2 separate regions of the Homo sapiens genome follow, and region 2 is linked to region 1. A link is an interaction called in ENCODE POLR2A ChIA-PET data of the cell type or tissue named here. Cell type or tissue: PC-9. All regions are shown on one strand. Links, peaks and the distances in the headings refer to the core of each region. The heading gives the core; the rest is flanking DNA.

The links. ChIA-PET counts read pairs that join two places held together with the same protein. Peaks named below come from ENCODE experiments on the same cell type or tissue, not always from the same donor. Only the 100,000 strongest peaks of a DNase experiment are listed, where the experiment ranks them.
Region 2: POLR2A ChIA-PET joins it to region 1 with 6 read pairs; 1 of 35 experiments calls an interaction of 5 or more read pairs at or near these places.

The regions. Positions count from the first base shown.
Region 1 is chr6:56,650,656-56,656,052 of GRCh38, reverse strand. DST (dystonin) reads left to right here. Exons shown (of 104, transcript NM_001374736.1): 11 at 4,809-4,921; 12 at 5,021-5,127. Among named protein-coding and RNA genes, the nearest start is that of DST-AS1, 190 kb to the left of the region's middle. In PC-9, for the core only: no CTCF peak of the experiment used is centred there; DNase peaks (open chromatin) are centred at 2,902 and 3,582; H3K27ac peaks cover 2,841 bases.
Region 2 is chr6:56,098,696-56,104,092 of GRCh38, reverse strand. COL21A1 (collagen type XXI alpha 1 chain) reads left to right here. Exons shown (of 30, transcript NM_030820.4): 17 at 2,568-2,621. Among named protein-coding and RNA genes, the nearest start is that of COL21A1, 150 kb to the left of the region's middle. In PC-9, for the core only: no CTCF peak of the experiment used is centred there; a DNase peak (open chromatin) is centred at 2,822; H3K27ac peaks cover 1,036 bases.

The DNA.
Region 1 (5,397 bases), core at 101-5,100:
AAACACTGATATGTCCCAGTCCCCATAGCTCATGTTTTTCTTTATTATTTATTTAATCCTCAAAAGTTAATGTTTTAAGCATTATGCTAGATATTGAGGATATAAACATGGACAAAACACAGGCTCTGCCTTCAGGAAGCCCATGGTTCAATATGAGAGATAGGCAGATATATAGTTATGAAAAATGTGGTAAATACAGAAATGAAGATAACAGACGGCATTTGGGAACAGAGGAAAGTACTTCCTGGAGGAAATGGTGGTGGAACCGAGTCTGCTGAAAGAATTCGAGTTGGCCAGGTAATGTCATGTACGGGGGTGAGGTATGCAGTGGACATTTCTTGAGCAAATAAAAGAGTCAGGAAAAACCTGACATATTTCTGTTTTTGTACTGGGAAATGGGCTTTGCTCTTCTCCTTACCCCCAAGACTTATGAAAGGGAAATTTCTCAAATATAGGAAAGCAGATGCAGGGTAGCCAGAACCTTACTGTTTGTATCCACATAAATAATTATTGAGTGCCAGCTGAAAGCCAGCACAACCAGCAGACTCTGAATTTAAGTCACTTTATTTTTTCATCCTTAAAAAAATCCCGATTTGGACTGTGGCCATTGATATTTCCCATATGTGTCTTTTCAGCTATTGTCACATTTTTGGTTCAGGATTTGGTAATGTTGTGTCTGCACTAAAGCACTCTTCTCTTAGCTGGCATTTTTCTTTCTCTTAGTTAACTTTAATTAGTGTCCTCTCTGCCATGTTTCTAAGTACTTCCTTTCCAAGTACTTTGATGTTGTTTCATGCTCCTTGCAGTTGAGTGTATTGGTGTTTGCCATGATATATTGTGGAAGCCTTCAGTGGTCTGTTGTGCTAATCTTTTTTTTTTTTTTTTTTTTTTTGAGGCAAAGTCTCGCTCTGTCACCCAGGCTGGGATGCAATGGCGCGATCTCGGCTCACTGCAACCTCCGCCTCCTGGGTTCCAGTGATTCTCCTGCCTCACCCTCCCGAGTAGCTGGGGTTACAGGCACCCGACACCATGCCTGGCTAAGTTTTGTATTTTTAGTGGAGACAGGGTTTCACCATATTGGCCAGGCTGGTCTGGAATTCCTGACCTCAGGTGATCCTCCCATCTCGGCCTCCAAAAGTGCTGGGATTACAGGCATGAGCCACTGCGCCCAGCCTGATCTTTAGCCATTTATATCACTGTAGAAGTCATATGTTCCTGCAGAATCCTATCTAATTCTCATGTGAGCTAATGTATTAATAAAGTTTTGGAGTACTGAAATGTTACCTTGGAGGTATCTATGCCAAAAAAATCTCTCATGCAATTTTTATGTTCAGCTAGCTTTGGCTACCTGTTAATGTAGGTGGTGATATCCTTATACTATATCCATATATCTATCTATCTATACATAAATGCCAACATACCTGTATATGTATATATACGTGTGGAGATATATATATATATATATAGCCTAGGGGAGATTGCTCTTTTAAGATGGGTGTTGTATGAAAGATAAACATTACTTTTATCCAAAATTATTTTGTATTATGACAATAGCATTTTTCTATACCTCTCTGCCCTATATTTTTAAACAAATTCAGGGCACCAAGCTTGCATATAAGTGATTTGCAATTTTTAGTCTCACTTCCAATTTCATTTTAAGGCCTTTTCTTGGTTTTATACTTCTAATTTAAAGTTTATGCTATCTTGTATTTTCTTTGTAAGCTACTTTTAATTGCTTATGAAAGAAAAGCTGGGATAAAGCTGGGATATAAACATGTTTAAAGATTATAATGTATGATAATTGGGTCATTTTGAAACATTAACATTATCATAGAATAATAAAAAAAATAAGAGAATGGCCTTTTTTTCCATAAAAAGACTAGCATTTATTACTTTAAGTGGCAAAGGATCACATTATATGATTTTGAAAGGTTTCCATAAAACAGGCAAGTTACAATAGTTAATGTTCAACTATCTAAAATATAACATGAGAACATGGTCACTATAATATAGTCTAATGCTCTTTGGTTAGTCAAACCTAAGATGGAAATGACATTTCCTGTTAACATTCCACAAAAAGATGTTACGAAGAAATGAAACCTTTAGAATGAAAGTAAGTATCTTCTATGTGTGAAAAATAAATGAAGTTTTTAAAGGTTGTGTTATCCCAGTGAGACTATGAAGAAAGAAGGTGGTGGACAGGACACACACAGCACAGGCGTCTTCTGGATGCTTCAGGCAGGTAGAGGAAAGACAGATTTGAAAGACAAAGGGACCACCACTCTGTTAGGATATGAGCTAAGGGAGGAATAGCATTTTAAATTTTATAGGCTATTACTTTTTCATAGTGGTTTTTTGTGTTTTTTTGAGATGGAGTTTCGCTCTTGTTGTCCAGGCTGGAGTGCAGTGGCATGATCTCGGCTCACTGCAACCTCTGCCTCCTGGGTTCAAGTGATCCTCCTGCCTCAGCCTCCCGAGTAGCTGGGATTACAGGCGCCTGCCATCACGCCTGGCTAATTTTTGCATTTTTAGTAGAGACAGGGTTTCGCCATGTTGGTCAGGCTGGTGTCAAACTCCAGACCTCAGGTGATCTGCCCTCTTCAGCCTCCCAAATGCTGGGATTATAGGTATGAGCCACCGCACCCAGCTTTGTAGTGGTTTTTAAAGTTTTCCCTTTTCCCATTTTTTGTTTAACTAATTTTCTTTATCTGCTGTCTTTTAGTGGAGGAAAACCATTTCAGTTTTTGTTCCATTAAAGTGTTAAACATCATGATAAAAGAGATGACTTACTCAGACTCATTGTATTCTACAGCTGCTTTTGTGTTGAAATGACTATGTCATTCTGAAGGAAGTTTTATGTTTTATTCTCTTAGCTGAAAAACTTGATTCTTCAATGACTTTATTCATTCCCTCTAGGATTACTCAGTGTTTACTTTCTTTGCTAATGGCAGGGTTCTCATAATAACATGCCATGTCTTGTTCTGAGATTTGGCAGACTTACAAAGTCTGTTTTTTATTTCCCTAAAAGGTGCAAATTTTACGGAAACAAAACGATTTTTTATTGAAAGAACTTCAGATATTTGTTTTTGTCTAGACTGCTATACATACCTGTTTACTAATCTTGAGGTTGGCAGATTCTTCAGATGTTTCTATGTGAATAAAAAATGTTACTTTTGGAGGTCTGTTATTTACTTCCATAGTTGTCAATGGATTTATTGTTCCTATAATAATTGTAGGGTCACTTTTAAAAGAGTGGTCATATTGGTGGCAGGTTGAAAACATTAAAGGATTTCCTAATAATTTCCTGGAATATGAGCATGTAGGTGATGGTAACCACATTCCCAGGTTATGAACAGTGCAAAGTGATATAAAAGTATAAGATTTTCTTGAAAGGTCTGTTTTCTCACCATAAAAGAGTACAAATTGCCACTTAGCTTTCTAATATTAATGATATATTTTCAAACAGCTTTTCATATAAGCAGCCTGCCAAGTAGTATACAAAATAATCTGCATTTCATTTCTCCCACACTACCTTTGAGCCCTCCCACTCTTTCTGTGGTTTCCCAAATGATTATTTTGAGCAAACAGGAATGCTTGTGGAGCTTGTAGAGAGCCTTTCTTTGTAAGCTATCAACAGGTTCTTACTCAGTGATTTTTTTGGGTGGTGAGTACCACTCTTTGAAGGCTTTCCTGTTTCCACATTGTTCCGGTAGTCTTTCAATGCTTTGTTTTTGAGATCCAAGTTTCCTGACTGGCTTCTAGCCTTGAGTGAAGTCTCCAATGTCCATATTTTGCCACTTTCTCTACAAGAAGCATTTGAAGAATCTTTTCCTCTCTCATGTAGATAGAGCTAGCTTCAAAGTTTCTGCATGGTTTAGGGTGTTACGTAAATCTCACAAATTATAAAGATATGAAGTCTGGGATGTGTGACTGTGTGTGTGTGTAGGGGGGCACATGCACACATGTGTGCTCATGAAAACATAAACTATTGCTTATTATAGACATTCATTTATGATTCAGATTACTAAGGAACCAACCTACTTACCAACTTATCAGTAGATATTTGTTGAGGGTGTACTATATATCATTCTTTATTACAGCAGAAGGATAAAATACAAAATTTTCTTAATACATAGTACTTGCTATCTTGGAGTTGACGGTTTGGGAGAAACAACATATACATGTACACGAACCAGTGAATTAATAGGGCAAGGAGTCTAAGATTATCCTAAGTGCCATATCGTGGGGTGCAGGCTGGAAGTATGAGTTCAGGAAACAGAGACAGAAATAAGGGCTAGGAAGATCAGCCAGGCTCCATAGAGGAGGTGGAGCTTGATCTCTCCTTGGAAGAATGACTAGGATTATAGAAGACAAAGATGATGTGAAAGGGTATGGTGCAATGGGGAGGCCATGGACACAGCACTGAATTAAGCTACAAGCTTTTTGTCTTAGAGGAAAAACATTGACAGGATGCTGGTTGGATTGGAAAGATGCTGTTGGAGTAGCGTAGCTTAAATCAGTTGAATAGGACAAATACTCATATATATTCTGACTATGATATATTTGTAGACTTTGTTGAAATTTATATATGTTCAAATTGTTATATTTTCATTGTTATATTTGCTTTCGATACAGAAGTTTCTGAGATAAGTGAGCAATGTTAAATGTTTGATGAAAGTCTCTGCATTTTAACGCAGGCTTGGTGTTAATATTAGCAGATGTTGTTATGTAAATGGAAACCTATATAATTATATAATGTTGAATTGGCACATGAGAAAACCTAATTAACACAGTGAATTTTTTCCTAGGCCGGACCTGATAGATATGAATACTGTTGCTGTTCAAAGCAACCTTGCAAATTTAGAGCATGCTTTTTACGTAGCAGAAAAAATTGGTGTTATAAGACTTCTGGACCCTGAAGGTGAGTTATTTTCTTGATTATATGTGGACTGGCATGAAAGTCTGATCAAAAGTAATTTATCAACATTGTGAAATAATTAATTTATGTTGCTGTTTTTAGATGTCGATGTCTCCTCACCTGATGAAAAATCAGTAATAACTTACGTGTCATCTCTCTATGATGCATTTCCTAAAGTCCCTGAAGGTGGGGAAGGCATTGGTGCAAATGTGAGTATTGATTTTTCCACACCGGAAGCTGTTGATTCAGTAATGACCAATTGACTGCATTTATTGATAATGATTTTTGCAGTTTTTGAATGTTGAATATATTTTAAAGAATTTGAGTTAATATGCTGTTTGATGAATTGATATTCTATGTATTTCATGACATTATTCTACCATTAAATTTAAAGTATAACTCATTAAAACTTTTGTGTCATAAATAAAAGAGGCTATTTATAGTTACCGATCATCTTATAAATAAAAGGTTTAACTTTC
Region 2 (5,397 bases), core at 143-5,142, 550 kb after region 1:
CATATAAACAAGACACCTGCTGAACAACTTAGCATAATAAAATTCAGTGCTAAGTGAAAAGCTATATAATGTTATACTAGTTCATAGAAGAGAGGGATTCATAAGTGCAGAAAGAGTCTGTAAGTCTGTTTTGAGATCTGGGCTAGAGTAGTGTTTCTCAAAGTGTTGTCCAAGACTAGCAGTCTCAGCACCTTCTGTAAACTTATTAGAAATGCAGATTCCAGGGGTTGCCCCAGACCTACCATATCAGGAACTCTGGGTTGGGGTCCACAATCTGCAGTTTAACAAACCTTCCGGGTGATTCAGATGAAGTTAAATTTTGAGAATCACTGCTATAGATAATAAAGAATGTGATATTTTATTCAGTTAATATGTTAAGTGTCTAATATAAAGTAAGAAGAACATAATAAGTTAAATCCTCAAATAATTGTGGAACTTCATTATTGATGAACCTTGCTGATGGCTACTTACGTTTTTAAAACTCCTGATAATTAAAATAAAATGATATTAGGTCAATGGACAGATAGAAAAAAGTAGAGATTTTATAAATCAAAGTAGTCATGATTTTATAAATCAAAGTAGTCATCTAATCATGTATTTTGCCATTACTTTTAATGGCAAAAACTGCAATTACTTTTGCACCAACCTAATAATTTCAAATTAATTGTTTCTACTATTTGGCAAGTGCCTTACCCTCTTTATTTTAAATACAGAAAATTTAACCACAGATTGTTTTATAAGTCACATATGACAGTACCTGGAAGTAGGAGAAGTTAAATGATCTAATGACTTATAGCAGGGCTGGTTCTCAAATGGCTGCATTAGAATCACCTGGAAGAATTATTAACACAGATTGCTGGCCCCCACCCAGAGATTCTGGCTTAATATGCTGCAGTATGGCCTGAAATTTTATATTCTGAAGAAGTTCCCATGTTAAATGAAGAAGTTGATCTTGCCTGGTCTGAGGACCATATTTGAGAACTACTAATAGGAGAGATTCCTTCTGACTATTGATATGAGTGTTAAGTTCAGATAAAATATTGCATTATTTCTTCATAGTATTAGGATCTAACATATCCCTTGTCTTGAATTTTTCAGGCTTTTTAAACTAGCTTTCAAACTAAGTGGATCCAACATTTTTTCCTCCAATATTTTTATATGCTTTTCTGTAGAGCTATTGGATTAGCAGTAACTTCTCTCCCTCTAATTTGGTTAATTTTCAGGAAAGCATTAATCTTTGCTCCTTCTATTCTCAACTAGTGTTTATAAATAAAACTGGTATAGATGAAATATTTGGCTTTAGTTGGCATTTCACAGTTCTAATAAAATGCAGGAATTCATACAAGTGGGAGAACTGTTGTTTATGTAATGTGATATGGTTGAATTTTTTTCTAAGTACTGATTATGTTTGCCAAATTTTAGAGGTGCTTCTGTGCTTTATTTTCTATAATTTTGGGAAATTCATTAGAATATGAAATTATGGATGACAGTGTTATAATATGCTTCAGTGCATTGCATTCTTAGACTCTTTCTCCCTTAAACTTATTTCAACTCAGGTATTTGAGACATTTACGGGAAAAAATGCTTTTATTTTACCTCCTATCTTGCTTTCATCTAGGATAAAATGTTCTTTCTGGTATGAAACAAGTGTGGCAAATTGCTTGCAGAGAACTTTGCTTGTTGTGATGCAGCATTTTGCTGGACAGAAACAAATGCATGGCTCATAATGACTGTTAGATTTCAAAAAGTCTGGGGTGTGTACATGTGTGTATATGTGTCAACAGGCTCTTCCTTGCTATCCTTTATTTTGCTCAGATAGTTTAATAGTTGTACTAATCTGCAGATATTATACATTTTAGGATTATATTCAGCTAATATTTATTGTTTTAGTAGAAGAAGTGTCAGATACATTTGTATTCACTAGCAATTGATTCATTTAGGAAAAAAATTTAGCTTCCAAAACGTAGATGTAAAATAAGATGCTTAACCTGAGCATAGTAATGTAAAGGTATATATCACTAAAAGCAATTATAATTTAACAGCTACCTAAAATATGCATTATAGATGTTTATTTTAAATACGTATATACTAAAGTGCCAGATAATTTCAACTAATAACCTATAAATAACTCCATTCCTAATGAAAGTTTTGTTTTTACTTTAAAATGTAACTCTTTGAAGGCAAGGTCAAATTAGGTCCAACATAGTGATCAATTTTAAAATAAAAATGAAAAAGTATATATGAATAGGACTGATATAGAATATTGGTCACATTTACCTTGGAAGTAAGATGGTCTATTCTCATAAGAATGACTATACAGTACCACAGTTATTTAATAACTTAATTATCTGCCATTATGTACACATTTTTGTTGTTTATATAGTCACTTTATGAATTTCTGAAAAAGTTATTTGATGTCAGGAAAAGTTAATATCAGTAGTCCAGAAGTAATTTTAATTTTTCTGTTTGTATTTAATGTTCTTTAATATGTAATGTTATATATTGTTATTTTGGTAAGCAGACCTCAAAACTGAATTCTCTATTTCTTTTTGTCAAATCATTAAAAGGGAGAAGCAGGATCCCCTGGTGCTCCGGGGCAGGATGGAACACGGGGAGAGCCTGTGAGTACCTTCTCATTTCAGTTCTAAAAGATGAAGTTCTTTTCCTGTTACGAAATCCTTTTTGGTTATTTAAATTCTTCTCTCAGATGCCCTATTATTTGTTCAGTGACTTCCAGATTTTAGATGTTGTAGAAGCTGCTTGTGAAACACCATAAAATATTGAAATGTTGAATCCTCTTTTAGAAACCAGGAAGAATTTTGCAAACAGTGTGAGTCACAAACCACAAGCACTCATGCCCAAAGAAATGCATGGTTAACACAAACATCATGGTCTGTTGCTGAGCCTTCAGTCGATGTCACTTTACCACTCATCTATTGTTTCATAGTATACTCTTTGGGATCTTGTGTTCAATAAAAATCAGGGGTAGAGAAACATGACTAAGAAAGTACTGAATCTGAATCCTAGATATCTACATTTTTAGCACATGTCCCAGGTGATTCTGAACTTCAGGTGAGTTTTAAAAATATAGTTTGCCCCCACATTTTATTCCTACAACTCGTGGCCAACATTTAAATACCAGCAGATCTTATTTTATTCATCAAAGGTACCTACCCTCAAGAAATTTGAAATTTGCCTTGTGCGGAGCTAGGTTAAGAACTGAAGTAATAGCTGAGGTGTATTTGTATCACATTTATCACAAAGTGTTCAGTTGAGATTTCAGAATTTAAATATTGTACATAAGAGGGAGAGAGGTATCACCAAAGCTTCTTAAATAGGGTAGAGGGATTAAACTACTCTGAAAGTTACTTAATAAAATTTTCGTTGAATTTCATCTTGTGTATGATTATGTACTGGGCCAAGTTCTATATAATGCTATTACCTTCCAGAAGCTTATAATTTAATTTGGAAGACTGAAAAAAATGATGCAAATAATTACCAACTCTTTATATTATGTGCCAAATATGAATCTCATATGGAGTCAGAAAGCCAGGGTTTGGAGATGACTACTGCTACATTTCAGCAGTATGAGCTTGGAGAAGTCACTTCACATCCCTGAATATTTTTCTCTAAGTGTGAATAGTGTAGATGCTTATAGTGCTTACTTCATAGGGTTGTTGTGAAGCTTACGTAGGAAATTTTTAAAAATTGTAAAAACATTGCACAAATGCATGGGGCTATTCTAAGTGCTGAAAGAGTATAGGAAGGTAATCCTGTTATTGAGGTGCTTGAAAAAATTTTACCAAGGGTTTGTGCCAGATTTGTTCATGAAAGGATGACTGGGAATCAAAGGAAGACAGGAAAGAGAGAACTCATCTGAATGAAGACACATATGTGAGATGGTTAAAGGTGTGCCCAGGAAATAATGAAATGATCTTAATGAGGTCCTGAATCTGCAGAGAAGGGTCTCTGTTGCGTGTTAGAAAGTAAAGGTAGAAACTTGGCTAGGGCCATAAAATGGAGAACCTTGACTGCAAGTTTGAAAAGTAAACCTTATTCATTTGTCATTGAAGTTTTGTGAGAAAAAAAGAGAACATAGTAAAAAGAACTGTTTTAGAGGCAGTGTATGAGCTCCTGGTGTGTGTGGAATGATTGGAAAGGAGAAGAAACTGGAAACAGGGTGCTAGTTAGCAGGCTCTTTTGACAGACCAGGCATGAAGTAGAAGGCCTCGACTAGGGTATTAATAAGCATGGAGTGGGTTCAATAGGGTAGCATGAGCTCAACATATGTGAGCCATAATTGCTGTTATTTAAGAAAAATTATGAGACTTGGTAACTGGATATAAGACTGGGTGTGATTATTTGTTTATGTTATTGTTTCAGAATATAAAGTAGGTGTGTGTGTGTATGTGGGTGTGCGTGTATGAGGGAAAGAGCATAAGAAACACAAAGAGAGGTGAGAGAAGGAAAGGTTAATGGGAAGAAAAGAAGGAAAAAGAGGAAGAGGGAAATAAGAGATAATAGACATGAGAGCTTGGATATAATTTAGGATGTGAAGGCTGGGTGCAGTGGCTCACGCTTGTAATCCCAGCACTTTGGGAGGCCGAGGCGGCTGGATCACGAGGCCAGGAGATCGAGACCATCCTGGCTAACACGGTGAAACCCCGTCTCTACTAAAAATACAAAAAATTAGCCAGGCGTGGTGGCGGGCGCCTGTAGTCCCAGCTACTCGGAGAGGGGCTGAGGCCGGAGAATGGTGTGAAACCGGGAGGCGGAGCTTGCAGTGAGCCGAGATGGCGCCACTGCACTCCAGCCTGGGCGACAGAGCTAAACTCCCTCTAAAAAAAAAAAAAAAAAAAAAAAAAAAATTTAGTTTGTGACTGTGTTCTAAATGTTTGTGAGTTAGTTATTTGGAATCTGTAATTCATTCTCCCGTAGAAACAATGTTAGAAAGGGCAGACTGACCGGCAAGTCTGTGTAGACCATAATTCAATGTGAGGAGCACGTATTTACGTTGAACATGATACTATTGAAATATCTTCATAAAACCTAAAAAGATAAAAGAAATATTAAACATAGGCCGGGTGCAGTGGCTCACGCCTGTAATCCCAGCACTTTGGGAGGCCGAGGCGGGCGGATCATGAGGGCAGGAGATTGAGACCATCCTGGCTAACACGGTGAAACCCCGTCTCTACTAAAAATACAAAAAATTAGCAGGGCGTGGTGGCACGTGCCTGTAGTCCCAGCTACTCGGGAGGCTGAGGCAGGAGAATCGCTTGAACCTGGGAGGTGGGGGTTGCGGTGAGCCAAGATCGCGCTACTGCACTCCAGCCTGGGCGACAGAGCAAGACCCCGTCTCAAAATATATATATATTTATATATATTTATATATATATT